Linked DNA regions of Homo sapiens: region 2 is linked to region 1. A link is a loop called in an ENCODE intact Hi-C map of the cell type or tissue named here. Cell type or tissue: PC-9. All regions are shown on one strand. Links, peaks and the distances in the headings refer to the core of each region. The heading gives the core; the rest is flanking DNA. Region 1 has its middle 28 kb from the start of SDHD. Region 2 overlaps BCO2 (beta-carotene oxygenase 2).

Evidence for each region. Peaks named below come from ENCODE experiments on the same cell type or tissue, not always from the same donor. Only the 100,000 strongest peaks of a DNase experiment are listed, where the experiment ranks them.
Region 2: a loop joins it to region 1, with 18 times the contacts of the local background. A loop is called at or near these places in 12 of 110 quality-filtered maps.

Annotation. Positions count from the first base shown.
Region 1 is chr11:112,109,611-112,119,913 of GRCh38, reverse strand. No RefSeq gene overlaps it. Among named protein-coding and RNA genes, the nearest start is that of SDHD, 28 kb to the right of the region's middle. In PC-9, for the core only: CTCF peaks have their summits at 6,042 and 6,242; a DNase peak (open chromatin) is centred at 6,303.
Region 2 is chr11:112,204,266-112,217,823 of GRCh38, reverse strand. It overlaps BCO2 (beta-carotene oxygenase 2), which reads right to left. Exons shown (of 12, transcript NM_031938.7): 9 at 3,963-4,100; 10 at 2,880-3,062; 11 at 1,494-1,604; 12 at 1-63. It also overlaps the pseudogene MRPS36P4. Among named protein-coding and RNA genes, the nearest start is that of PTS, 15 kb to the left of the region's middle. In PC-9, for the core only: no CTCF peak of the experiment used is centred there; a DNase peak (open chromatin) is centred at 1,183; H3K27ac peaks cover 502 bases.

The DNA.
Region 1 (10,303 bases), core at 5,216-7,715:
GTCGCCCAAGCACGATCTTGGCTCACTGCAACCTCCACTCCCCCAGGTTCAAGCGATTCTCCTGCCTCAGCCTCCCAAGTAGCTGGGACTACAGGCATGCACCACTACGCCCGGCTAGTTTTTGTATTTTTAGTAGAGATGGAGTTTCACCATCAGCCTGTTGGCCAGGCTGGTCGCGAACTCCTGACCTCAAGTGATCCACTCACCTTGGCCTCCCAAAGTACTGGGATTACAGGCGTGAGCCACCACGCCCAGCCTCCTGGTATCTTTTTCATCTCTGTATCCCCAGGACCCAGCACAGTGCCTGGTACATAGTAGATACTTAAATATTTTTTAATATATGAGTGAGTGAATAATAAGATGTATATGAACCCATCTGCAAATTTTAAGGTGGTGTCATTAAGCTATGACAGATGAATGTACCCATCTTCACAGCAGGAGCAGTGGACTTATGAAAGCAAACACAGGAAACAGGGGAAGATGCACATGTATTAAGTCACGATTAACAGCTGGGCGCGGTGGCTCAGGCTTGTAATCCCAGCACTTTGGGAGGCTGAGGCAGGTGGATCACTTAAGCCCAGGAGTTGGGTAATGGCCGACACAGCATGGTGAAAGCCCATCTCTACAAAAAAAAAAAAAAAAAAAATTAGACGGGCATGGTGGTGTACACCTGTAGTCTCGTTACTTGGGAAGCTGAGGTGGGAGGATGGCTTGAGCCCCGGAGGTCGAGGCTGCAGTGAGCTGTGATTGTGCCACTGCATTCCAGCCTGGGCAACAGAGCAAGACCCTGTCTCAAAAGAAAAAAAAATAATTAATTTTTTTAAAATTATGTAAAAGCAAGATTAATGTTGTAATGCCAATTAATGTTTTTAGATGACATTGTGAGAGACATAAAGTACAGAAAATAAGGCTTTCAACGCATTTTAGACAACCAAAGTACATTGACGTGAAGAGGGAGAAGAAAGGAACCCTCAAAACTAAAACTTCCTACTTGTGCCACTGTGTCCACCAACTCAGAAACGTGGGCTTCTGTACCTCATGGAAAATGGCAATGTCTCCTCTCCATGGGAGGTTCTTTTAAATTTTATTTGCATTCATATTACCTTTGAGGGTGGGAATGAGGAAAAACAAAAATATGGGTTAGTCTATGAGTGAAATTTTTCCAGAGAATATTGTCAGGATCATATTACCTTGGAAAAAGATACAATAGAGGCCCATATTGATCGTGTTTAGGTGAGATGCTGAGTGTGTTTCGGTTAAAATGTACATTGAGTTGAAGATACCCTATAGTGGTTAGACCCTGACCTGGCCAGAAGAATATTTTAATCTACTAAACTTATTAGATAAAACAAAGAAGCTAAATTAAAAAGTATTGAATTCTCCAAGATTCTAAGTCACAGGAAGTAATAAACCCATACCAAATAAGCCCCTAATTCTGCAGTAGTAGCTTTGAGGGAGAGAAACCAGCTTCGAGGGAGATGAAACCAGTTTGGGGGAAAGGGAGGAGGTGCCCTGGCCACAAATTTAGCAGGGCCACCAACATAGCTGAGTCATGGCTCAGGAGGCACCTTTAATACTATGTCAACCATCTGTCACATCCATCTTTCTTTTTTTTTTTTTTTTTGAGATGGAGTCTCTCTCTGTTGCCCAGGCTGGAGTGCACTGGTGTGATCTCAGCTCACTGCAACCTCCGCCTCCCAGGTTCAAGCAGTTCTCCTACTTCAGCTTCCCAAGTAACTGGGATTACAGGTGCCCACCACCACACCTGGCTAATTTTTTTTGTACTTTTAGTAGAAATAAGGTTTCACCATGGTGGCCAGGCTGGCTTCAAACTCCTGACCTCAAGTGATCTGCCCATCTTGGCATCCCAAAGTGCTAGGATTACAGGCATGAGCCACCACACCTGGCCCACATCCATCTTTTTAGGAAAGAATATTCAGATTAGAAACAGGAAAACTGGTGGACAACAGAAAGTGCCACTCCTTTATTCCTGACGTCTAAGATATGAATTGAACTTCCTTTTAAGTGTATGGTATTTTAAAATATTTGTGTTGATTAAAAAAAAAATGTATATATATATAAAGGTCGGGTGTGGTGGCTCACGCCTGTAATCCCAGCACTTTGGGAGGCCGAGGTGGGTGGATCACCTGAGGTCAACAGATTGAGACCATCCTGGCCAACATGGTGAAACCCCGTCTCTACTAAAAATACAAAAATTAGCTGGGTGTGGTGGCTTGTGCCTGTAATCCCAGCTACTCAGGAGGCTGAGGCAGGAGAATCACTTGAACCCAGGAGGCAGAGGTTGCAGTGAACCAAGATTGCGCCACTGCACTCCAGCCTGGCAACAGAAAGACTCCGTCTCAAAAAAACAAAAACAAAAACAAAAAAAACAGATAGTGAGATGGTTTGGCTCTGTGTCCCCACCCAAATCTCATCTTGTAGCTCCCACAATTCCTGTGCGTTGTGGGAAGGGCCCAGCGGCAGACGATTGAATTATGGGGGCAGGTCTTTCCCCTGCTGTTCTCATGATAGTGAATGGGTCTCATGAGATCTGACGCTTTAAAAAATGAGAGTTGCCCTGCACAAGCTCTTTTTGCCTGCTGCCATCCATGTGAGATGTGACTTGCCCCTCCTTGCCTTCCACTGTGATTATGAGGCCTCCCCAGCTATGTGGAGCTATAAGTCCAATAAGCCTCTTTCTTTTGTAAATTGTCCAGTCTCGGGTATGTCTTTATCAGCAGTGTGAAAATGGACTAATACAGATGGCAGTTCTGACATACACTACAATGTGATGAACCTTGGGATATTATGCTAAGTGAAAGAAGCCAGTCTAAAAAAGACAAATACTGTATGATCCCACTTATATAAGGCTTGGAATAGTCAAATGGATAAAAACATAAAGTAGAATGGTGGTTGCCAGAGACCAGAAGGAGGAGGAAATGGGGAGTTTAATGGGTACAGCATTTCAGTTTTGCAAGGTGAAAAGAGTCCTGGAGCTGGATGGTGGTAATGGTCATATGGCATTATGAATGTATTTAATACCATTGCATTGTACACTTGAAAATGGCTAAGATGGTAAATTTTATGTTATTTATATTTTAACACAATAAGATTGGAAAAACAACTTTTATTATAAAAAGTTTAAAACTTGCACAAATACTCATCATCCAGCTTCAACAATTATCGACATTTTGCTTATCTCATTTCTTCTATTTCTCCACTCCCCCCTTATTTCCCTTATAGATTTTTAGGTGTTTTTTTTTTACTTGCATGGTCTAATTATGATCATGTCATCCAAAAATCCTGCTGTATTGTTATTTTTTCCCTATATTTGTTCCTCATTTTTTTAAGAATCCAATGATTCTATGGTTAGTATCTCTGTTAAACAGAAATGAGGGAGGACAGGAAACATTCTTGCTTTATCTTAGGCTTTTTTTCCTTTTTTTGTTTTGAGACAGAGTCTCACTCTATTGGTTAGGCTGGATTGCAGTGGCACAAATCTCGGCTCACTGCAACCTCCACCTCCTGGGTTCAAGTGTTTCTCCTGCCTCAGCCTTATGAGTAGCTAGGACTGCAGATGTGCACCATCACGCCTTGATAGTTTTTGTATTTTTAGTAGAGACAGGGTTTCACCGTGTTGGCCAGGCTGGTCTCGAACTCCTGGCCTCAAGTGATCCACCCACCTCGGCCTCCCAAAGTGCTGGGATTACAGGTGTGAGCCACCGTGCCTGGCCTATTTTATCTTAGTTTCGATGAGCTTATCTTTGCTATTTAACAAATGCTGGCTCTTTGTTCTATGCATGTGCTCCTTTTAAGTTCAGACAAACAGGAACATTCAGCAAAGTTTTTCACTCAGTACTGGTGCGGGCATCAGGAGATATACATGTTGACACATATCTATTTCTGTTGGCTTTCTGGAAATCAACTGCATGACATAACCAGGACTTTTTAAAGGCTCATGATGATTTACCTAGAAATTCCTATTCAAGACTCTATCTTAAGGAAATAATCAGAGATGCAGTCAAAGATTGATGTATATCATTTTGAATAGCAATGGAGTACTCATGTTATATTTTTGACCACCCAGAGGCCATCCCCAGCCCCTTTCTCCCTTGTTAATGCAGAGACTGAGAACAGCAGACACTCGTTTCCCTAAGCCTTTACAGCAAGAGGTGGCCAAATGTGCCAGCTCTGATCAATGAACTCTAAAAAGAAGTCTGCAGGGAATGATGAAAAAGATGTTCTGACGACCAAGGCTTTTACTGCCCTACCTGCAACCCTGCTTCCTGCCTTTGAATCAATCAAAGGAGAATGTGGTACTTGAAGCCATTCCAGCTGTACTGTGACCACAAATTGACGAGCCTAAAAGTGACAGGCCAACATGCTGAGGATGAGAACAGAGAGGCAGAAAGAACTTTAGTCTGAGATGACATCCTTAACCGCTGCATCAAAACTGGACCTGCCTACCCAGACATCTTTTTCTATGAGCGATTCTGTGGTAGTACTCTTTTAATGGGAGATAGTGGGTGTGTATTCTTCTGCTTGCAGCCAAAAGGAAACCTACCTTATATGTATGAATATCCTACAATTTATTTAATTGGTCCTCTAGTTACACATTTAGCTTGATTCGATTTTCTTTTCTATCAGAAGTAACAATGTTGATGAATGTTTTTGAATATGCATCTTTGTCTTTTCGTGAGCATTTTTTTTGGTCTTTGTCTTTATCCTCTGCATCTGAGAAATTTATTTATTTATTATTTTTATTTATTTATTTATTTTGAGACGGAGTTTCACTCTGTTGCCCAGGGTGGAGTGCAATGGTGCGATCTCCACTCACTGCAAACTCCACCTCCTGGATTCAAGCGATTCTCCTGACCCAGCCTCCCAAGTAGCTGGGATTACATGTGCCCACTACCACACCCAGCTAATTTTTTGTATTTTTATTAGAGACGGGGGTTTCACCATGTTGGCCAGGCTGGTCTTGAACTCCTGACCTCGGGTGATCCGCCTGCCTCGGCCTTCCAAAATGCGGGAATTACAGGCATGAGCCACCGTGCCTGGCCTGAGAAATTTATTTACATTTGTCTTCCTTTGCTAATTTTAATTTGACAGAATTAATTTTGCTTTTTTACTCCTTATCCTGTGTTTTTCATTTCCTTTCAACCCTTCCTTTTCTTTTTCCTCTTTCATCACACCTAGTTTATCTTCCATCTTAGCCTACCTTCATCTTCTTCTGTTACAGAGCTCATGACTCACTCACTTCCACTTAAGATACCCAACAATTTCCTAGAACTTTTTCCTGGCTTCCGCAAAAAATCATTTGGACCTATGCAAAACTTCTGAACCTCTATTATACTTTTTTCTTTCACTTGTTTTATAGTTTTGTTTTGTTTTTTTAATAGGTCCCATGCTGATTTTTTTTTCTCCGTGCTCAATTTTGAACAGGGTGATAGCTATTCAGATTCAGTGTTTGTTACCAAGCAGAGTGAGTGAGGATTTCCTTTGGTTCTGCTTTCTGTCTGATAGCTGGATGGTTGAATCCTCCTTTAAAATCTGTACCTGCAGCCTTGGCAACATAGCAAGATCTACCTCTACAAAAAATACAGAAATTAGCCCAGCGTGGTGGTGTGCACCTGTAGCCCTAGCTACTTGGGAGGCTGAGCCAAGAGGATCACGGGCGCCCAGGAGTTCAAGGTTACAGTGAGCCATGATTGTGCCACTGCACTCCAGCCCAGGTGACAGAGCAAGAACCTGTGTCAATCAATCAGTCAAAACAAATAAAGTCTCTATCTGGAGGGCAGGTCATGTGCATGTGTCCCAGCCTCATTCCCAGTTTCTAGCCATTTTTCACTTGGTGTACTTCGGCTCTGCTGAAGCTGCATCTCCCTTTTGCTTCTATTTCCTGGTTTTCTGTTAGTCTCAGCTAATCTACTACATGAGGAATTGTGATTTTTTAAAAATGGAGCCCTAGTAAGATTTTCCTTGTTCTCTCCCCTAACTCTAAATCACACCAGGGTTACACTTGAATTCTGGTTAGTTTCCCCAAACTTTCTGCCCAACAGTTTTTTGATTTGTAAAATTTTTTTTTCCTTTTTCTTTTTTTTTTTTTACACACAAGTGAGAATTAGACAGTTCTTCCAATAGTTTTTTGAAATTCATGTGATTGAAAGAAAGAAAAAAGGAAAAGAAAAAAATCTCAGCTATAGAAGCGTGATTTTTCTTTTTTTGGAGTTGGGGGAAAAGGGTGCAACCTCCGGTGAAGGAGAGACTGGATGAGAAGCAGGAAATCTGCTCCCCCTAGTGGAAAGAAAGAGATACTTCAGGACTAGTTTATCAAAATCTGCTCTTGTGGTCTAGGTCTCTCTCTCTCTCTCTCTCTCTCTCTCTCTCTCTCTCTCTATATATATATATATATATATATATATATATTTTAAAACTAAAGATTTATCAGCAAATAAGTAAATTCTGCAAAATTGCAAAATATTACATATATACATATATATATATAGAGAGAGAGAGAGTATGGAGTTTGAGGTTATAGCGAGCTATGATCACACCACTAATATATAATTTACATTATATATGCAAACATATATATCATATATTTAATTATTTATTTTAAATATTTATTTATTTATTTATTTATTTATTTATTTATTTATTTATATTTTTTTAGACAGAGTCTTGCCCAGGCTGGAGTGCAATGGCGCGATCTCGGCTTACTGCAACCTCCGCCTTCCAGGTTCAAGCGATTCTCCTGCCTCAGATTCCCAAGCAGCTGGTTTACAGGCACCTGCCACCATGCCCAGCTAATTTTTGTATTTTTAGTAGAGACGGGGTTTCGCCATGTTGGCCAGGATGGCCTTGATCTCTTGACCTCGTGATCCGCCTGCCTCGGCCTCCCAAAGTGCTGGGATTACAACCATCCTTTTTAAGGCAGAATAATATCCCATTGTACGTATAGACCACATTTTGCTTATCCGTTTATCTATCAATGGATGCTTGGGTAGCTTCTATGTTTTAGCTATTGTAAATAATGCTGCTATGAACATGGGTGTACAAATATCTCTTTGAGATTCTGTTATCTGTTATTTGGGGCATATACCCATAAGTTAAATTACTGCATCATATGGTGATTTTATTGTTAACTTTTTGAGGAATCATCATACTGTTTTCCACAGAGCTCACAGTATTTCACATTCCCACCAACATTGCACAAGGGTTCCAGTTGCTTCACATCCTTACCAACACGTTATTTTCTGTTTTTTAATTTTTTAAATATATCCATCCTAATGGGTGTGAAGTGCTATCTTGTTTGTAGTCTTGATTTGTATTTACCTAATGATTAGTGATTTTGAATATCGTTTCATGTGCTTATTGGCCATTTGTATATAACAAAAGTTTTGTTTTGTTTGACAAGTTCTTACTCTGTTGCCCAGGCTGAAGTGCAGTGGTGTGATTATAGCTCACTATAACCTCAAACTCCAGCCTCAAGTAATCCTCCTGCCTTAGCCTATTGAGTAGCTAGGACCACATGCCCAGCTAATTTAAAAAAAAAAAAATTTGTAGAGATGGTGTCTCACTATCTTGTCCAGGCTGGTCTCAAACTCCTAGGCTCAAGTAATCCTTGTGTTTCAGCCTCTTAAAGTGCTAGGATTACAAGCATGAGCTACCATACCTGGCTTGTATATAATAAAAATTTTTGAAACTAAAGATTTATCAGCAAATAAGTAAATTCTGCAAAATTGCAAAACATTACATACATCCATAAAAAATAATTTTACTTCAATATATAAGTGATATAAGTTAGAAAGCATAATCTTTTAAATCCCATTTCTAATAGAAAGGTCATATTGGGAATAACCTAATTTAGTAATAAAAGAGTCACTCAGAAAAATGATAAAACTATTTAGAAAAAAAAAAGAACCCTAAAACAGATGGAGAAATACTCTTGATCAAGAAGACTAAAGGTAGGTCGGGCACGGTGGCTCACGCCTGTAATCCCAGCACTTTGGGAGGCTGAGGCGGGTGGATCACCTGAGGTCAGGAGTTCGAGACCAGCCTGGTCAACGTGGTGAAACCCCGTCTCTACTAAAGATACAAAAATTAGCCAGGCATGATGGCACGCGCCTGTAATCCCAGCTACTTGGGAGGCTGAGGCAGGAAAATTGCTTGAAACTGGGAGGCGGAGGTTGCAGTGAGCCGAGATCATGCCACTGCGCTCCAGCCTGGGCGACAGAGCAAAACTCCGTCTGAAAAAAAAAAAAACAAAACTAAATGTAGTAAAGATGGCAATACTTTCCAAAATTATATACAGATTTAGCCAGAGCAATTAGGCAAGAGAAAGTAATAAAAGAAGTTCAAATTGGAAAGGAGGAAGCCAAATTGTCTGTTTGCAGATGACATGATCTTATATATAGAAAAACCTAAAGACTCCACCAAAAAACTCATAGAACTGATAAATTCAGTTAATTTGTAGGATATATAATCAACCCACAAAAATCAGTAGCATTTCTGTACATAAGCAATGAACTAGCTGAAAAAGAAATCAAGAAGGCAATCCCATCTACAATAGCTACCAAAAAAAAAATAAAATAAAATACCTAGGAATAAATTTAACCAAAGAGGTGAAAAACTTCTACAAGGAAAACTACAAAACATTGATGAATAAAAAGGATACAAACAAATGGAAAGACCTCCCATGTTCATGGATCAGAAGAATTAATATTTTTAAGATGACCATACATCCCAAAGTAGTCTACAGATTCAATGAAATCCCCATCAAAATACCAATGCTATTCTTCACAGCAATAAAAAAAAAATCTTAAAATTTGTATGGAACCACAAAAGAGCACAAATAGCTAAAGCAATTCTAAGCAAAAGGAACAAAGCTAAAGGCATCACACTACCAGACTTCAAAATACAGTACAAAGCTGTAGTAACCAAAACAGTATGGTAGCAGTATAAAAACTGACACATAGACCAATAGAACAGAATAGAAAATCCAGAAATTAATCCACATCTCTACAACCAACTGATTTTTTACAAAGTCACCAAGAATACTCATTGGGGAAAGCACAGTCACTTCAATAAATGGTGCTGGGAAAACTGGACATCCATATGCAGAAAAATGAGACTAGACACTCCCCCCGCCTCTCACCCTATACAAAAGTCAACTCAAAATTGATCAAAGACCTAAATGTTGGACGCAAAACAACAAAACTACTAGAAGAAAACATAGGGGAAATACTTTAGAACATTGGTCTTGGAAAAGATATTAAGAATAAGACCTCAAAAGCGTAGGCAACAAAAGCAAAAATAAACAAATGGGATTATTACAAACTAAAAAGCTTCTGCATAGCAAAAGAAACAATCAACAAAGTGAAAAGACAACCTATAGAATGAAAGAAAATATTTGCAAGCTACCCGTATGACAAGAAGTTTATAACCAGAATATATAAAGGAGTTCAAACAACTCTAAAGGAAAAAAATCTAATAATCGATTTTAAAACGGGCAAAAAATTTGAATACACATTTCTCAAAAGAAGACATATAAATAGAAAACAGGCATAAGAAAAGGTGCTCAACAATACTGAGCATCAGAAAAAATGCAAATCAAGGCCGGGCGCGGTAGCTCACACCTGTAATTCCAGCACTTTGGGAGGCCAAGGTTGGTGGATCACTTGAGGTCAAGAGTTCAAGACCAGGCCAACATGGTGAAACCCTGTCTCTACTCAAAATACAAAAATTAGCCAGGTGTGGTGACAAGTGCCTGTAATCCCAGCTACTTGGGAGGCTGAGGGAGGAGCACTGCGCAACTTGTATCAGTCACAGTTTTGGTAAACCCACAGGCTAGCTCTAGCTAAAATGAGTGAAAACCAAATGTCAATGGAGAGCTTCTTTGAAAAGGGGAAAGACCCAATGAGGAGACAGCAGAAGACTCTAACACTAACAAAAAAAGAAAAATGCATTTAAAAGAAAATACCAAGAGTCCTACTTAAATTATGGGTTCATTGCAACAGGTGATTCATATTCTCCAAGCCTGCTTTGTATAATATGTGGTGACCAACTATCCAAAAGAGCCATGAAACTTTCAAAACTGCTTTGCCACATGGAAACAAATCACCCTGCATTAAAAGACAAGCTTTGGAGTTTTTCAAAAGAAAACAAAACGTGAACACAAAGAACAGAAGCCACCACTACTGAAGGCCATTATTGAAGGCCACCACTTTGTCAAATGTGTCTGCAGTGAGAGCATCATTCTTAGTGGCTAACTGCATTGTTAAAGCTAAGAAGCCCTTTA
Region 2 (13,558 bases), core at 1-2,500, 100 kb before region 1:
CTCTGCTCGGCCCAGCTCTTCAAAGTTCTTGGCATCCAAAACTAGGATAAAATTGCTTTCATTCTAGAAAAGAAAAGACAATATTGAAAATTATCTTTTTTTCATCAAAAATTTGCCTGTCTCCTCCACTAAGCTGTAAAATTCCTAATGGAGAGACCATGTTGGTCAGGCACAGTGGCTCACACCTGTAATCCTAGCACTTTGGGAGGCCGAGGTGGGTGGATTGCTTGAGATCATGGTTGAAGACCAGCCTCGGCAACATGGCAAAACCCCATCTCTATAAAAAATACAAAAATTAACCAGGCGTGGTGGTGCACACCTGTAGTACCAGCTACTCAGAGGCTGAGGCAGGAGGATCGCTTGAGCCTGGGAGGCAGAGGTTGCAGTGGGCTGAGACTGTGCCACTGCACTCCAACCTGGGTGACAGAGCGAGACCCTGTCTTTAAAAAGAAAAGAAAAGAGAGAGAGAGAAAGAAAGAGCAAGACCATGTCTTACACATCTTCATACCTCTCCCCAGAACCTAGCACAGTGCCTCACCTATACACTCACAAATTGTTTCCTCAGTTGCTGAACTGGACTGGAAAGGATATCATGGCTAAAGAAGTTCATACCTACAGCAAAGAAATTAAGTTGTTTCTATCAATCACCTTCACAGAATTTCTTTGAGTTTAATATTTTTGCTTGTGCCTTTCCAATCTTCTAAAAGACAGAAACTCTTTCTTCCAAGTTAGAAATGCCTCCATTTTGTGTTACTTTGGAGCTGTTTAAAGGCCAGCATTGCAAGGCAGATTGAGATCTGCCAAATCTAATTCCAGGAATGGCAAGTGCATGGCATGAGGACAAAGTCCTCCTAAAGCCCATGGCAGATATCGCTAATTGATCACAGCCTTTCTTACTGAACCCTTAAAAGGCCTCAGAGCCCTGCACCCCAGGCAGCCACTAATAATTAATCAAAGTTGATACTCAAAGTGAACCTATTTGCCATAAGATTGCCCTAGACAAGAAGTCAGATAGTGCATAGTGTTATTGGGACACTGGACCAGGACTGATGACATTGGACTTGGAGGTCAGTTCATTGAAATTGGCAGCACACATGATGATATAAACATTAGACTGGAAGTCAAAAGACTTGGATTTAAATACTGGCTTTACCACCAGGAGATCTGATGCAAGTCTACTTCAACTTGTTTACTTTACAAATTCCACATGTATAAAATGGTATCCCACAAAGTTGTTTTGATAACTAAATATGTGTAAGTAGTTCGTAAATAACAAATTCCTTTGCAAATACAAATTGTTATTATGGCCTTCCAAACAGAACTTTAAAACAATAAAATATGGATTGAGATAAAAGGGTATGTAAATAGTAAGGAGGGGAAGAGAAGGGAAAAGGAATCAAAGTAAACTATCGACAGATGAGTGTGCATCCTTGATTTATCAGATGACTCAGTGCTACTTTTCTTTCTGACTGGTGATAGGGAAATATATTTACCTGGTTGGGAGTGATCACCACAGAAAGAATAACCCCACCATCTTCTTCATTGGTTCCTGGTGCTGGAACAAAAACAGGTTCTGAGGGATAAAAGCCATCTTCTCTCCAAACCTGCAAGTCCCAAAAAAAGCATTTGATAAAAGGCAAGTAGTAAGTAGGGAGCTTTCTATGGCTTTTGTCACTCCAAGCATGAATTTGGCTGTGATGTAGTTTGGATGTGTGTCCCCTCCAAAGCTCATGCTGGAGTGCTGAGCCCAGTGCTGAAGGTGGGGCCTAGTGGGAAGTGCTGGGTGATGGGGGCCAGTCCCTCATGAATAGCTTAGCACCATCCCCTTGGTGACAAGTGAGCTCTCGCTCTATTAGTTCGTCTGAGAGGTAGTTGTTTTAAAGGAGCATGGCACCTCCTCCTCTCTGTCTTGCTCCTACTCTCTCACCATGTGGCATGAGGCTCCCTCTTTGCCTTCTGCCATGATTCTAAGCTTTCTGAGGCCTCATCAGAAGCTGAGCAGATGCTGGTACCATGCTGGTACATCCCACAGAACTATGAGCCAAATAAGCCTCTTTTCTTTTTCCTTTTTTTTTTGTTTTTTTTTGTTTTTTTGTTTTGTTTTGTTTTGATTTTTGAGACGGAATCTCGCACTGTCGCCAGGCTGGAGTGCAGTGGCGCAATTTCAGCTCACTGCAACCTCTACCTCCTGGGTTCAAGTGATTCTCCTGGCTCAGCCTCCCAATTAGCTGGGATTACAGGCATGTGCCACCACGCCCAGCTAATTTTTGTATTTTTAGTAGAGACAGGGTTTCACCGTGTTGGCCAGGATGGTCTTGATTTCCTGACCTTGTGATCCATCCCCCTCGGCCTCCCAAAGTGCTGAGATGACAGGCGTGAGCCACCACACCCAGCCTAAACCTCTTTTCTTTATAAATTATCCAGCCTCGGGGATTTCTTTATAACAACACAGAACAGACTAACACAGGCTGTCAATAGAATATTCCAAAAGTAAAAGAATCAGGCCTACTGAGTTGAATATGGGAGAAAGAGAGGGAGTCTTTGCAGTCCCAGATTCCATCACCATCAAACACAATTTGTGTAACTATAATTTGCCATCAACTTTAAATATAGGTGTCCTAACAACCCTAACCCCACAATTGCTCCCAAAATAACATCAAAATCAAACATAGAATTATTTTGCTGGGCCTGGGGTCAATTTGGATTCCCTAGAAGGAACATACCCCTAACTTAGATGATTTCATAGTTCTCAAATAAAAGAAAATGGCTCAGCTGCTTAAATACTGAAGAATCTTAAGAGCTACTTTAAATAAAACAAACTAATTCAAAGGGAAGAACAGGTCTCTGAAAAGTTCAAAAAGGAAAGAGTTTTTCATCACCTTCAGTGTCTTATTCACCACATCAACCTTGATCAGAGAATCCCCCACTAAATGCCGAAAGCCACAGCCATAAAAGAAATGATACTTTTTGCCACTGAATCGATCATAGTAGATCTGAGGAAATTCAATGCCTCCTTCCTTTTCTAGGTCCTCCTGATGTAGATTTTCATGAGAGCACCAGATCTAAAAGAGATTTCAAAAGGATTTGTAGTGGTTGCTTAATTCTTATTTTCCTCTTATGTAGGTCAGTGAGGAGCCTCATACCCTATAAAGGTTTGTGACAGGGCTTGGGAACTGAGGTTCTATGTCATGTTTTAATATTGTTCCTCTTTCCATCATATGTGTGGATGCATAATGATTATCAAGTTTTATTAATAAGCTGTCAAATGACATAGGAGGTGGAGATATGCGTTTTATTCTTCTAAAGCTAAGGCATTGACAGCTACACAATGATAGGTCTGTGCTAAGCACATATTATCTAAAAGGTGGGGATTGCAGCTGGACGCGGTGGCTCAAGCCTGTAATCCCAGCACTTTGGGAGGCTGAGGCGGGCGGATTACCTGAGGTCAGGAGTTCGAGACTAGCCTGGCCAACATGGCAAAACCCCATCTCAACTAAAAATACAAATACATTAGCCGGGCGTGGTGACAGGTGCCTGTAGTCCCAGCTACTCGAGAGGCTGAGGCAGGAGAATTGCTTGAACCCAGGAGGCAGAGGCTGCAGTGAGCCGAGATAGCACCACTGCACTCCAGTCTGGGCGCCAGAGCAAGACTCCATCTCAAAAAATAAAAATAAATAAAAAATAAAAGGTGGGGATTGCTAATGCCAAGCTCAAATGGATAGACATTCCACAACCATTAGACAGTTCCATATCTCTGTTTCAAAGCACAGGAAGGATAGATAAACACTGTGTTCATTCCCACTGTTTCTGCAATTCTTGTGCAAGCGATGTTACATAACCTTAACCTGCTCGGATGAATGTTATAAAAGTTATTGGGTACCAGACATTTTGGAAAACAGCTAAAGAATAAAGTAACACCATTAAAGTTCAAAGTCTTAGTCTAATGTCTGTTCATAGCATACCGTTCCATCAGCCTGTTTCACAGCACTGGCTGAAGTATAGGACAATGGACTCAGGTTGTCTCCCTCAGGGGCATTCAAACTGACATTTAAAGGCAAAACAAACCTTCGAGGGAAAGATTTGGCTGCTGAATTATGGACCTGTTTGGGAAGAAGAAAGAGATGAAAATTGTCATTCATATGGTAACAGTATGTCCCAATAATTTAGATCCAGTCAACATCATTGGCATTCCTAAATATTTAAATAAATGATAATTTCCATTCATTCATCTACTTAATATTTGTTGAGTACCTACTATAGCCCAAGCAGTTTTAGACACTGGAGATACAGTCATGAATAAAGCAAAGTCTTTGGCCTCATATAATTTATATTCTAGTGGAGGAATGATAATAAAGAAATTTAAAAATTATAAAATATTTGTGGCCAGGTGCGGTGGCTCATTCCTGTAATCCCAGCACTTTGGGAGGCCAAGGCAGGCGGATCACCTGAGGTCTAGAGTTCAAGACCAGCCTGACCAACATGGAGAAACCCTGTCTTTACTAAAAATACAAAATTAGCCGGGCATGGTGGCTCATGCCTCTAATCCCAGCTACTCGGGAGGCTGGGGCAGGAGAATCACTTGAACCTGGAAGGTGGAAGTTGCGGTGAGCCGAGATCATGCCATTGCACTCCAGCCTGGGCAACAAGAGTGAAACTCCGTCACAAAAAAAAAAAAAAAAAAAAAAAAAAAAAGTTATTTAATTAGCATCAAATAAACAAATGATTATATAACAAAGAGTAAGAAACTAGAGAGTAACAAAGGGTGCTTTCCTTCTTCAGATTTGATCAGGTAGACCTCTGTGTGGAAAAGGATCAACTTAGTAAGCCTGGGTTGCTCAAACCCTGCACTATTTCAAGAAAGACTTGTTTTCATGACTGACCTTGGGCTGGTTGCTGGGAACTGAGCTCTTGGGATGTTCTGTCTGATAAGAGTGTTCTTGCATGTGCCAGTCCTTAAGTGACTCTGCAGTAGTTTGTCCAGATAGTTTATGCTAACAATGTGATTTATAATGAACACCTCCATTCCCTTGAGGATCTGGAACATCAGTAACTGAGGGTCATCATGTAGGGGTTTTATGCTTATATGATTCATCCCCAATAAAAACCCTGGACAAGCAGGCTTGGGTGGGTTTCTTTGGCAGACAACATTTTACACATGTTGTCACTAGTTCCTGGAGGAATTAAGCATGTCCATTGTGACTCTACTGGGAAAGGACTCTTGGAAGCATGTACCTGGTTTCCTCTAGACTTCATCTCATGTGCCTTTTCCTTTTGCTTATTTTGCTTTGTATCCTTTTACTGTAATCATGAGTCATGAGTATGACTATATAGAGTCTTTTTAAAAATTTTTAATAAAGATGGTATCTCACTATGTTGCCCAGGCTTGTCTCGAACTCCTGGGCTCAAGCAGTCCTCCTGCCTTGGGCTCCCAAAGTGCTGGAATTACAGGCGTGAGCTACCTCGCCTGACCTATTTTGAGTCTTATGAATCCTCCTAATGAATTATCAAACCTAGGGGTGATCCTGGGAACTCCCAACACAGCTTCTCCATAGAGATGATGTTTAAGCAGGAGACCCAAATAAAGTAAGTGTGTTTTTCCTGACAGTAAGTGCTTTAAGCCCATTTTCCTCTCTGAAATACTGTAGGATGGAGAACAAACTGCACCATTTCCTCCCATATACCTAGTCTATATGATCTCTGTAGCATGCAGAAATATTTTTAGTGAGTAAAGATTTAGTGCTATTCTTAAGATTCATAAAGTTATTAGCTTTTTTTTTTATAAAAGGTCACCATGGCTTCAGAAGTTACCAACTTTTTAAAAATGACTTTTAATTATATTTACAATTGTTTTCTCTTGCAAAACCATAGCTAACCCAAAAGACGCTTCAAATAATGGTAGATTACATTATATGGATCAACTACCCCATTGAAAACAACTAGAAATTATGGACAAAATGTTTAAAACAGCTGCCTGAAGGCACTGGTGAGCTAAAAAGACAGTGAAGAACAAAGGGGCCAGGTTTGGGATGAAAAGGAAACCCACAGAAACCAACTGGATACTGGGGCAAGTTTTTCCCTAACTACTTAAACATATGCTCAACATCATTAGTCATTAGGAAAATGCAAATCAAAACCACAATGAGATATCACTTCACACCCATTAGGATGGTTATTATTTTTTTAAAACCCAGAAAATAACAAATGTTGGTAAAAACGTGAAGAACTGGAACTCTTGTGCATTGCTGATGGTAGAAAAATGCTGTGGCCACCGTAGAAAAATAGTTTGGTTGTTCCTCAAAAAGTTAAACACAGAATTACATGATCTAGCAATTCCACTTCTAGATATATACCTAAAAGAACTAAAAAAAGGAATTTGGATATTTGTATGCCAATGTTCATAGCAGCATTATTCATAATACTCCAAAGATGGAAACAACCCAAGTATCCATCAACAGATGAATAAACAAATATTGTGTGTGTGTGTGTGTGTGTGTGTGTGTGTGTATACAATCGAATATTATTTAACCTTAAAAGGGAATGCAATTCTGATACATGCTACAACATAGATGAACTTTGAAAACATTATGCTAAGTGAAATAAGCCAGACACAAAAGGACAAGTATTGTATGACCCCACTTACATGAAGTACCTAAAATAGGCAAATTCATAGAAACAGAAAGTAGAATAGAGGTTACCAGGGACTGGAGGTGGGGGGAACAGGGAATTATTGTTTAATGGGTACAGAGTTTCTGTTTGAGATGATGAAAATGTTCTGGAAATGGATAGTGGTGATGTTGCACAACATTGTGAATTTACTTAATGCCACTGAATTGAACACCTAAAATGGTTAAAATGGTAAATTTAATGTTATATATATATACTTTCTACACCATAAAAAAAGAAATAATACAGAGATTTCCCATATATTCGTCATCCTTTTTTGCCAGTAGGAATGTCTTGCATAATTATAATATAATATCACAACTGGGAAATTTACATTGATACAATCCACCAACCTTATTCTAGTTTAACATGCATTCGTGTGTGTGTGTGTGTGTGTGTGTGTGCGTGTATTTAGTTCTATGCTATTTTATCATGTGTAAATTCATGTACCCACCACGCCACTCAAGATACAGAACAGATCCATCACCACAAGGATCCTTCACGCTACTTTTTGATAAGGGTATAGCCATAGCAACTCACTTACCCCTTAACCTTAAAGAGAAGGGCTTTTCAATAGTTTTGAGGGCTAGAGTGACAAAAGTTTGAATTTACGATTTTCCAAGAAGAGGAAGGCCTAGTAAACCTCTAGTCCTTTGGGTTGGGACCTCATAGGTCTGTACCCTATGAATAAGAATAAACAAGAAATAGTCCAGCTCTTGCATGGACTGAATCCTGCTTCAAATTATATAAGCAAGTGAAATTCTTCTCTAGAGGAAAATAACATCATCTTGTGTCTCAAAATATTTCCACAATTTTTAAAACACAATATTCTGCAAATGAAAGGAAATAACCAGCACATGAAAAGACAAGGCAACATGATTAAAAACCAAAATAAACAACAGATAACAGAAACAGAATCACAGAAGATCCAGATACTAGTTATCAGACTTTAACTATTCTAAATATGTTTAAGGAAATTATTTTAAACTGAGAATTGTGGTAGAGAACTATAAATTGGAAAAGAGAACCAAATCAATATTCTAGAACTGTAGATCTGCCTATAAGGAAATTTTCAAGTCTGGAAGGCTTTACTGTTGAATTATTCCAAATATTTAAGAAATAATATCAATCCTATACAATATCATCCAGAAAGAAGGAAAACAGAGAACAATTCCCAACTCATTGTATGAGACTAGAAAAACCACAAAACCAAAACCTAGTAAGAACATTATAGAAAAGAAAAAAATTAAAGGGCAATTTTATTCATGAACATAGATACAAAGAATTCTAAACAAAATAGTAACAAAGCAAATCCTGCAATATATTTAAAAGCAAATAAAATGCGACCAATTGGGATTTACTTCAGGAATGGAAGGGTAGCTTAACATTCAAAAATCAATCAATGGCTGTTATGAACATTTTTTAAAGAATCAGTCAATGTACTTCACCATGTTCACAGAATAAAGGATAAACGTTATATGATTATCTCAATAGTGCAGAAAAAAAACAGTTGATAAAGTCCAACATCCATTCATGACAAAAAATCTCAGTAAACTAGGAGTAAAAGGGAACTCTCCTAATCTAATAAAATGTATCTTTTTAAAAAGTTGTCCACACAAAACGTGCTAACAAATATTTATAACAGCTTTATTCATAATTGCCAAGAATTGGAACCAACCAAGATGTCCTTCAATAAATGAATGAATACACATTTCAGCGATAAAAAGAAATGAGTTCTCAAGCCACAAAAGACACAGAGGAACCTTAAATGCATATTGCTAAGTGAAAAAAGTCAGTCTGAAAAGTCTACATACTGTATGATTCCAACTATGTGACATTCTGGAAAAGTCAAAACTACAGAAATAGTGAAAAGATCAGTGGTTTCCAGGGGCTGAGAGGAGGAAAGGGGAAGGGACGAATGGGGGAGCACAGGGAGATTTTCAGGGCAGTGAACTATTCTGTATGATATTGGTAGATACATGACATTATGCATTTTTCAAAACCGGTAGAACTGTACAACACAGACCTAACCATCATGTAAAGTATGGACTTTAGTTAGTAATAATGTAACACTCCTACATTGATTCATCAGTTGTAACAAATGTACCATTAGCAGGAGAGGGAAATATGGAAACTCTCCATACTTTCTGCTTGATTTTTCTTTAAAAGTAAAATTGCTCTAAAAAACAGTCTATTTTTTTTTGGAAGTCCTTTATTGTAAAGGTAATTCTTTTGTCTGATGACAAACAGCAGCCACAGTGATTATTCTGGATCTCCACAATGGACAAATTCAATTTCTTCTTGAGACACAAGTTTACTTCTATATTTCTGAGGTAATGTTTTCATTACTTCTGCAGTGTCTGGTACATCCACAAATCCAGTAATTTACTTCCCTTAGAATGCTGGGAAATTGCAGAATCGTGAGATGGTTGCCCTGCTGATCTCAGAGCTTCTGGTACATTGGGTTTAGGATTGTCTCTTCCAGCAGGGAAGCTTATTAATGGAGCATGTGGCTTGACTACCTGAACGACACTGCTAGCAGATGCATCTTGCTGCCCATCATGACCCCCGAGAAGGGACAGTTTCTATTATATTTTTTTAATCTACAGCCACAGCATGCTTCATGGTAAAATGCTGCAAGCTTTGCCTCTCAGATTGGGAACAAGTTAAGGATGCCATTATCATCACTTATATTCAACACTGTACTGAAGATCCAGTGAAATAAGACAAAAAAAAAAAAGCCAATATACAGCTTACATGTAGAGTTAGAAAAGGAACTATCATTACTTGCATATGATATTATAGATGTAAAAATCTAAAAGAATCTATAATTATTAGAATTTGTAAGTGTAATTACTATATTAGTGAATATAAAATCAACAAACAAAAATCAATTGCCGGCCAGGTGCGGTGACTCATTCCTGTAATCCCAGCACTTTGGGAGGCCAAGGTGGGTGGATCACTTGAGGTCAGGAGTTCAAGACCAGCCTGGCCAACATGGTGAAACCCCATCTCTACCAAAAAAATATGAAAATTAGCCAGGAATGGTGGCACATGCCTGTAGTCCCAGCTACTCAGGAAGCTGAGGTGGGAGTATTGCTCGAACTCAGGAGGCAGAGGTTGCAGTGAGCTGAGATCACACCACTGCACTCCAGCCTTGGTGACAGAGTGAGACCGTCACACTGTCTCAAAAAAAAAAAATTGCTATATAGCAACACTAACATAAAATGAAAGCAAAAAATAAACAACATTTAAAATAATGTAAAAAAAAAACCTAGGAATAAATCTAACAAAAGATGCAGAAAATATGTAACCAGAAAACTATAAACATTGAAAGAAATTAAAGAAGTCTCAAATAAATGGAAAGATATATTGTGTTCACGTACTGGAAGACTCAACATTGTGTAAAGAGGTTAGTCCTCTCTCAAATTGATACATTGGTTCAGTGCAAATAGAATTAAAATGTGACCATATTTTTGTGTGGGGAACTGACAGCTGATTCTAAAATTTCTACAAAAACGTGAAGGGCCAGGGATGGCCATGACACTCTTTTCAAAAGAAAAATATTAGGATAACTTGACACTAAACCTTAAGACTTTTTTAATGCAGTGCACAAGTAACCATAAGTAGAAACAATGGAACAGAATATACAGTCCAGAAACAGAATAATGCATATACAGATACTTGACTTCTCTAGAAGATAACATAGGATAATATTTTCATTACCTTGCCATGAGAAGATGTCTAAAACAAGATGTACAACGTATAAGTCATAAAGGAAGAGACTGTATACTGGGCCATATTAAGTTAAGAATGTTTATTCATTAAAAGGCACTATTAGGATAATCTGATAAAGATAGCTAGAAAAATACCTATAGCAATTTTATATTTAATAATGAATTATTAAACATTTTTCAACACTACCTATTCAACTTCTATTCACTATCTTGCACTTCTATTCAACTCGAAGTCCTAGCTGGTACAGTAAGGCGAGAAAAAGAAATAAAGCCCTAAGTATTAGAAAGAAAGCTGTCATTATTTTCAGGTAACATGACTGTGCACATAGAAAATCCAAAATAATCTGTGGATCAACTATTTGAACTAATAAGTGAATTTAGCAAGATCTCTGGATATGAAGATAATATACAAAATCAATTGCATTTCTATAAAGAGCAACAAACAGAAAATGAAAGCTTAAAAGATACCATTTACAATAATTTCAAAACACACAAAAAGAAATGTAGTATCTTTATACTGAAAACTATAACTTTACTGAGAGAAATTTTAAAAGACCCAAATAAATGGAGGGATATTCCATGTTCATGGATTGGAAGACTCAATATTGTAAAGATGTCAATTGTCTCCAAATTGATCTACAGTTGCAATATTGTATCAGGTTTTTTCCTTGCAAAAACTGACAAGTTGACATCAAATTTAAAAGTTTCTGCACAGCAAAGGAAACAATCAACAAAACGAAAAGGCGACCTATGGGCTGGGGAAAAAAATTGCAACCACATATCCAATAAGGAATTATACTCAAAATTTGTATATTTTTAAATTTTTTTGTAGAGATGAGGTCTTGCCATCTTGCCCAGGCTGATCTTGAACTGCTGGGCTCAAGCAATCCTCCCACCTTGGCCTCCCAAAGTGCTGGGATTACAGGCGTGAGCCACCACACCTGGCCTCAAAATTTATAAAGAACTCTTACAACTCAATACCAGAAAAACAAATAACCCAATTAAAAAATGGGAAAAGCCGGCCGCCGCCCCGTCTGGGAAGTGAGGAGCGCCTCTGCCCGGCCGCCCACCGTCTGGGAACTGAGGAACACCTCTGCCCAGCTGCCGCCCCTGCCGCCCCAGGAGTGCCTCTGCCCAGCCGCCCACCCTCTGGCAAGTGAGGAGCGCCTCTGCCCGGCCGCTGCCCTGTCTGGGAAGTGAGGAGCGCCTCTGCCTGGCCCCCACATTGTCTGGGATGTGAGGAGCGCCTCTGCCCGGCCCCCGCCCTGTCTGGGAAGTGAGGAGGACCTCTGCCCAGCTGCCGCCCGTCTAGGATGTGAGGAGCGCCTCTGCCTGGCCGCTGCGCAACCTTCCAAGTGTGAAGTGACAGCCTTGTGTGTGATCTTTTCTGTCTTCCCCAAGTTTGCATTTTCAATATTAAAGTTTACTTTTTAATTAAAAGTTAAAAATAAATTAATTAATTAATTAATTAAAAATAAATAAAAAATGGGCAATGGACCTGAACAGTCATTTCTCCAAAAATAGAGGCCAGGTGTGGTAGCTCACACTTGTAATCCCAGCACTTTGGGAGGCTGAGGCAGGAGGATCACTTGAGCCCAGAAGTTTGAGAAAAGCCTTGGCAACATAACAAGGCCCCTGTCTCTACAAAAAAGTTTTAAAAATATTAGCTGAGTGTGGTGCCATGCACCTGTAATCCCAGCTACTTGTGAGGCTGAGGCAGGAGGATCATGCATGCCCAGGAGTTTGACAGCAGCCTTGGCAACATAATAAGACCCTGTCTCTACAAAAAAGTTTTTAAAATATTAGCTGAGTGTGGTGCCACGCACCTGTAGACCCAGCTACTTGGGAGGCTGAGGCAGGAGGATCACGTGTTCCCAGGAGTTTGAGGCTTCAGTGAGCTATGATCATGCCACTGCACCCAGCCTGGGCAACAGAGTGAGATCCTGTCCCTAAAAGAATAAAATAAAAAATAAAATAAAATTTGAAAGTCCAATAGGCATATAAAAAGGTGCTCAACATCACTAACCATAAGGGAAATACAAATTAAAACCACTATATAAAACCTCACACTCATAAGGATGGCTATTATCAAAAAGACAAGAGATAACAAATGTTGGCAAGGGTGTAGAAGAAAGGGAACTCTAGTACATTGTTGGTGGGAATATAAATTGGTACAGCCATTATGAAAAACAGTATAGGAGTTCCTAAAGAAATAAAAAATACAGATGACCCTTGAACAACACGGAGTGGGGTAGAGGTGCCAACCCCCTACATAGTCGAAAATCCACACATAACTTTTGACTACTCAAAAATTTAACTACTAATAAACTATTGTTGACTGGAAGCCTTACCAATAACATACAGTTAATTAACACATATTTTGTATTTCATATGTATTATATACTGTATTATTACAATAAAGCAAACCAGATAAAAGAAAATAAGAAAATGTTATTAAAGGCTGGGTGTGGTGGCTCAAGCCTGTAATCCCAGAACTTTGGGAGGCCAAGGTGGGCAGATCATCTGAGGTCAGGAGTTCGAGAGCAGCCTGGCCAATATGACAAAACCCCATCTCTACTAAAAATACAACGGGCATGGTGGCAGATGCCTGTAATCCCAGCTACTCGGGAGGCTGAGGCTGGAGAATTGCTTGAACTGAGGAGGCGGAGGTTGCAGTGAGACGAGATCACGCCATTGCACTCCAGTCTGGGCAACAAGAGCAAAACTCTGTCTCAAAAAAAATAAAATAAAATGCTACTAAAAGTCATAAGGAAGAGCAAATATATTTACTATTCATTAAGTGGTAGTAGATCATCATAAAGGTCTTCATTCTCATTGTCTTCACATTGAGTAGTCTGAGGGGGAGGAAGAAGAGGGGTTGGTCTTGCTATCTCAGGGGTGGAGAGGTAGAAGAAAATTTGCATATAAGGACCCATGCAGTTCGAATCCATGTTGTTCAGGGTCAACTGTACAACATATGACCCAGCAATCCCTCTCCTGGGTATATACTCAAATGAGATGAAATCACCACCTCATGAAAATAGCTGCATTCTTACGTTCATTGTAGCATTATTCATAACAGTCAAGAAACAGAAACAACCTAAATACCCATTGACAGATGAATGGATAAAGAAAATGTGATATATACACACAATGGA